Regions from separate parts of the Homo sapiens genome. Here region 1 is linked to region 2. Evidence: read pairs that join two places in POLR2A ChIA-PET (ENCODE). Cell type or tissue: MCF 10A. All regions are shown on one strand. Each heading gives the region's core, and the rest is flanking DNA. Links, peaks and the distances in the headings are about the cores only.

Region 1 (2,919 bases), core at 119-2,618, 1.3 Mb after region 2:
ATCAATACCAAAATACCCATGACCTGGCACACAAAAAAAACCTTCCCTCCAAGAATAACTCAAGAAAAAATGTCTCCAGCTAGGAATTAGGCAAGAATGCTTTGAAGACACCAAGTAATGTGCTCACCAGAAGTAAAAGGCAATGCATTTGTAGGTGACAATACTAGCACCTCCTCACACCACACCACTCTATCCTTTGTCCTTCTAAGCCGTGAAAATAATTAACTTTGTGTTGGAATCACACATCCAAACACTTTAAAAATCCTGTACGTGCTTCAGCTGATGAGAATAGGAGGACTTAGAAAAAAGATAAATTTTATGATAGCATTTCCAAGCACAAAATGTAAATCCAAATTGCTTCCAATGGATTTCCCTTTTATCAGTGTGTGCAGTTCTCCAAATGCAAAGTTCAAGGGGAAAAAAAAAATCCAAAAGAGCTTCCTAGCATACTGCAAATACAATCTAAATTCATAAAAACCCATTTTCCCACATTTGGAAACTTCTCCTGGGTCTTATAAATCCAAGAGACAGTTCAACTTACAATTATCTTCTCTCCAATGCCCTCCCAACCCAAACTTTTTTTTCTTCCTTTAGTACTGGCATGCAAACCATGCTGTTTTAACTTCTTTCCTGTTCTCCCAGTTCTTCTGGAACATTTTATTTTCGACAGTCAACTCATTTGGAGGAGTGCCACACTGAGGTTCAACTGTTTACAGCGTTAACTGTGTTTCTGCCAGAAGTCCACATCCAGCACTACCTTCTCCAGACTGCCTCCTGGATTAAAAATTGATGCATTCGTTTGGAAGGAGCTTAGAAAATGTGGAAACTTCCAAACATCACTCTTCTTCTTTACAAAATCACTTTTGCTCATCCAAGAAGAGACAGAAGTGGAAACCCATTGCACCCTTCCTTACAGGACTGTCCCATTGCTCATGGTTAAATGTCTGTGTTGTTAAAAGTCATCTTAAGGATGATTTCATGTATACTGGGAAAATGGGAAAAGGTTAGCCATTAGTCTGCAAGAGAGTTGGGCTCCAAGAAGATACACGGAGGGCACATTTTGAATGAGTAAGAACATTGGAAAACCACCAGTAATTGTTTCAGACTGGATTTCACCCTCTCAGCCATTCATCAGTATTACAAAATGGCATCTCTGAAAGGAGCCAATTTAAATCTGCACCACGTTGCAAAATAGATCCTCAGAGTCCAATTGTGGGCACTATTGTAAGTTGCAATAGACTCACACAAACTTCCAAAGAAGGGCATTTGAGAAGGGCTCCCAAGCCCTTGGATGATGGAATGAGAGATGAGAGCAGGAAAGATGAAAAGAAAAGTACAGCTACAAACCCGGGAGCTAACACTTTACTGAATGTCACATGAACAAAATTGGGCTCTGGATCTATGAATGAAACCACGCTCAACCCTGGGCTCCCCAACGTGTTAAATCCAACTAAGAAAAATCCATACTCCTGCCCACTAGTGTATGAGTACAGAGTTTCTCAGAAAGCTGTGGGCCCTGGAGAAGAGAGCAGCTATTTCACAACCCTCAACAATCAAATGCAATGGGGTAGTGGAAAGGGCACTAGGCTGGAGTCGGCCGACCTGAGTTCTAGGCCTGGCTCGGTTACAACTGAACTTTCTGACCTTGTGCAAGTCACTTCATGTCTTTGTGCCAGTTTCCTCTTCAGTATAATGCAAGTGGAAGGAGGAGACTTCATCTAAATGATCTAGGGCCTAAAACAACTAGCTTCTAAGTTGGAAGTTCTGCCTGGTGAATATTAAATAACTAATAGTCCTTACTTACAGTGTACATATTTGTCACTTTTAAAATAATTTTGGTAATTTCTGCATGAGAAATAATATTTTTGCTCCTCACCCCGAAACTTCAGTTTTCACTCCCTACTCCCTAGAGTTCTTCCACATAACACTAAGTGCCTCTTTTCCTTTCTTTCTTATTTTTGTAAGCAACCTTCCCCAAACTAAGACTTGTGCTATTAAAAGAGCTTAGAACTTCCCATTTCCTTGCAAGGGCTAAAATTAAACTGTCCATTCCTTAGGGCCCAACATAACATCTGCCAGATGTCTTGGCATATCACACAAGGAGAGGAATTTTCTTCTAGCATTATCTACTCTCCTCTCTGTTTTCTCATAATCAATTAATAGGTCACCAACACCTAGCTAATGTTTCTCTCAAAGCCATCATACTCCATAAGTATGTGAAACTCACAAGATACTTGCTTTTACACACACTGATTTTTTTTTTTTTTCAGTTCACTGGATTTTAGCTTTCAGTCATGGAAATAGTCTCCCTCCACTTCTGCTGAATATACCAATCATCCCAGTCATACATTCATGTTAGATCCTTAGCAGTAAGAGTCCATTATGTATCTCCTATTTGTGACTGCGGCATTATGAAACAGCATCTCTGTTCTCCAATTATCAATTTAGAATATCTGATACAGTTTTGTCAATTTCATGATGCAGTGAAGTGTAAGTCTGAAAAAGGCACATACCATAAAGAAGATAAGTAAGGTTACCTTAACCAAGTAATTGCAACATCAAGGAATAATTTAAGACAGACTAGACCCTATTAAACTCCATCACACAGAAAAAAGGACTCTTTCCCATTGCAACTTTACCATTCCTTTCTTTCAGGAAAACCGACCACAAGTACTCTAAAGTCCATTAGTAGAGTTGGATTTTTTTTCTTCTGCTGTCTTCCGGAAGATTCATTAGGAAGAGCAGATAAGTTTGTTTTTTTTTTTTTCTCTAAAAGTTGTCTCCAACTCCAAAGAGTAAGGGGGAAAAAACAATTCCTCGGGGAATATGGTCAATGAATTAGACTGACATAAATCCAATATGAGAAATATTATGCAATGTGAGGATCCAACAAGAATTTTTTTATGGCAGGATGCATCA
Region 2 (2,919 bases), core at 314-2,813:
AATCCACTCAGAACAGAGTTCAGGCCCCGGGAGGCACCAGCTCACTATTAATAACCATGTTAATAGCTAGCATTTCTTAAGCATTTACTGTATGCCAGGCATTGTGCTTAGTATTCTTGACATGGATTGTGGCATCTAATCATGACAATTGCTCTCTGAGGCATTTACTAATAGCAGTGTTCATATTTAGGTGGTATGCCTGGTTGTTAAAATATTGAAATAGTTGAAACCTGGTTAGTAAATGCTGCTAATGTGAGCTCCCTAAGTGGTCTCTGCCCATCTCATGAGGCAGGAAAGCAGAGGACCATGCTGAGGGATCTGTGTCATGCTGTATTGGTTGATACATATTTTTAATGTTGTTGTTATAGACCTAATAATGGTCCTCAAAGACAGCCAGGTTCTAATTCCTGGAATCTGTAAATGTCACCTTAGGTGGCAAAAGAGACTTCACAGGTGTGATTAAGTGAAGGATTTGGAGATAGAGAGATTATCCTGGTGAGCGGTAAGTGAAATCACAGGTGTCCTTAGAAGAGGGAGGCAGAAGCCAGGCATGGTGGCGCACAGCTGTAATCCCAGCACTTTGGGAGGCCGAGGCAGGTGGATCACCTGAGGTCAGGAGTTTGAGACCAGCCTGACTAACATGGTAAAGCCCCATCTCTACTAAATACAAAAAATTAGCTGGGTGTGGTGGTGTAGGCCTGTAATTCCAGCTACTTGGGAGGCTGAGGCAGGAGAATCGCTTGAACCTGGGAGGTTCAAGGGAGGTTGCAATGAGCTGAGATTGCACCATTGCACTCCAGCTGGGCAACAAGAGTGAAACTCTATCTCAAAAAAAAAAAAAAAAAAAAAAAAAAAAAAGAGGCAGGCAGAGGGAGATTTGACACCGAATGCTGAAGATGCTGTGATGATGGAAGCAGAGAGAGATCTGAACATGCTATGCTACACTCCTGGCTTTGAAGGTGGATGGAATGGCCATAATTCGAGGAATGCAGCTCTAGAAGCTGAAAAAGACCAGTAAATGGACTCTCCCTAGAGCCTCTGGAGAGAGCACAGCCCTGCCAATGCCTTTGTTTCAGCCTAGTAAAGCTGACTTCGAGCTTCTGGCCTCCATAACTGTAAGCAAATAAGTGTGCGTATTTTAAGCCACCAAACTTATGACAATTTGTTAGCATGGCGTAGGAAACAAGTACAGTTTTCCAGCTGAGACGACTAAAGCTGGATGAATTAAGTGATTTGCTCCAAGTTTGTGGCCTGAGTTTGAATTTAGGCTGCTTGATTCTAGAACACTTGTCCTTTACCACCAAGCTGCCTTCTAGTAATGCTGCAAGGAAATTGCCAATGAACCCATTTTCAACATGAGATCAATCACAGTGGGTTAGAGAGGCGTATGACCTGTTTGAGGCCACAGCCTTCCCTAAAGGACAGAACTGGGATCTGGAACACCGGTGTATTCATTCTGATGCATTCTATATGATAAAGTCCTCCTGCCCTGTGGCCTGGGCTAAAATAATGGCTGCAACTTGGAGGCTTTGCAGGTATCCAAAATTCGCTCCCAGCCACCAGGTGCTGATCTCCCAAGGAGCAGCAAGACTCCCACAAACACTGTCCAACACTGGAGGCCAGGCTGCAGGTATGCATCTTGGCCAAGCAGTGTGGCTTAGGAATGTAGGTGGAGAAGCAGTCCAGACCTGCCAACTAGGCTGCTGCAGGGAGCCATAAATACCAGACTGGGGAAAGGAAGTGGGCCTGACTCAGCCAAGCCACATGCCTCTCTTGAACAGCCTGCTTTCTGGATTCAGCTCTATCCGGAGAAATCAGTCGGGGGACACTCCTCAGCTGGCAGCAGGCTGAAGCACACACCACAGAGGGACCTGGGGACGCCCGTTGGTCAGGGCTTTCCTGGCCAGCTGTGGTGAGTTTGTGCCGGTGCTTCCATTCAATCATTCAATCCTGAATTCTTCCAGAGGCTTCCTGGGGCCAGATCCCTCCACAGTTTCAGGTCAGTCCAAAGAATGATTACAGAAACCGTAATCTGTGAGAGACTATGCAAAGCACAAAAGAGTACCTATGGGTGCAAAGTAACATTTTCTTCTCCTTGCACACATGATTTCTCTGTCATGTCTTTCAAATTACCACATGAGGGAACCCGGTACAAATATCAAAAGATGGAGACCAATTCCTGGGACAGCAGAGGAAGGAAAGGTCCTACCTGGTTGCAGCCTCCGGGAGCATTTCCCACTGTTAGGAGTCTGAGCCTTGAAAAGTGAATGAGAGCTGTTAGGAGTTGAATTCTATCTTCTGAAAGGATATGCAGAAGTCCCAACTCTTGGTACACATGAATATGACCCTACAGGGGTTCCCTTTTATCTGAGATTTCCCTTTCCATGATTTTGATTTCTGTGGTTTCCTTTACTTTCAGGCAACAATGATCTAAAAATATGAAACGGAAAATCCAGAAATAAAGAATTCCTAAGTTTTAAATTGTTTATCATTCTGAGTAGCTTGATGAAATTTTGCACCATCCTGCTCTGTCCCACCTGGGACATGAATTGTCTTTTTATTCAGCATATCCACACTGCGTAAGCTACCTGCCCATGAGTCACTTATTAGCCATCTTGGAGATCAGATTGACTGTCATGGTATTGCAGTGCTTGTGTTCAAGTAACCCTTACTTTACTTAATAATGTCCCCAGTGGGGAAGAGTAATGAGGCCGGCAATTTGGATATGCCAAAGAGAAGCCAAAAAATGAAAGTTCTTGACTTATTGAAGAAAGAAAAAAAAACTGCATACTGAGATCACTAATATCTATGGTAAGAACAAATCCATTAGTGAAATAATGAGGAAGGAAAAAGAAATTCACACTGGTTTTACTGTCACACCTTAAACTGCAGAAGTTATGGCCACAGTATGTGATAAGT

Evidence for each region. Peaks named below come from ENCODE experiments on the same cell type or tissue, not always from the same donor. Only the 100,000 strongest peaks of a DNase experiment are listed, where the experiment ranks them.
Region 1: POLR2A ChIA-PET joins it to region 2 with 6 read pairs; 1 of 35 experiments calls an interaction of 5 or more read pairs at or near these places.

The regions. Positions count from the first base shown.
Region 1 is chr9:106,867,423-106,870,341 of GRCh38, reverse strand. The region is part of intron 1 of ZNF462 (zinc finger protein 462); the gene reads right to left. Among named protein-coding and RNA genes, the nearest start is that of ZNF462, 5.7 kb to the right of the region's middle. In MCF 10A, for the core only: no CTCF peak of the experiment used is centred there; DNase peaks (open chromatin) are centred at 1,141 and 1,611.
Region 2 is chr9:108,183,882-108,186,800 of GRCh38, reverse strand. All of the region lies in intron 4 of LOC105376214 (a long non-coding RNA gene), which reads left to right. Among named protein-coding and RNA genes, the nearest start is that of ACTL7B, 670 kb to the left of the region's middle. In MCF 10A, for the core only: no CTCF peak of the experiment used is centred there; a DNase peak (open chromatin) is centred at 1,680.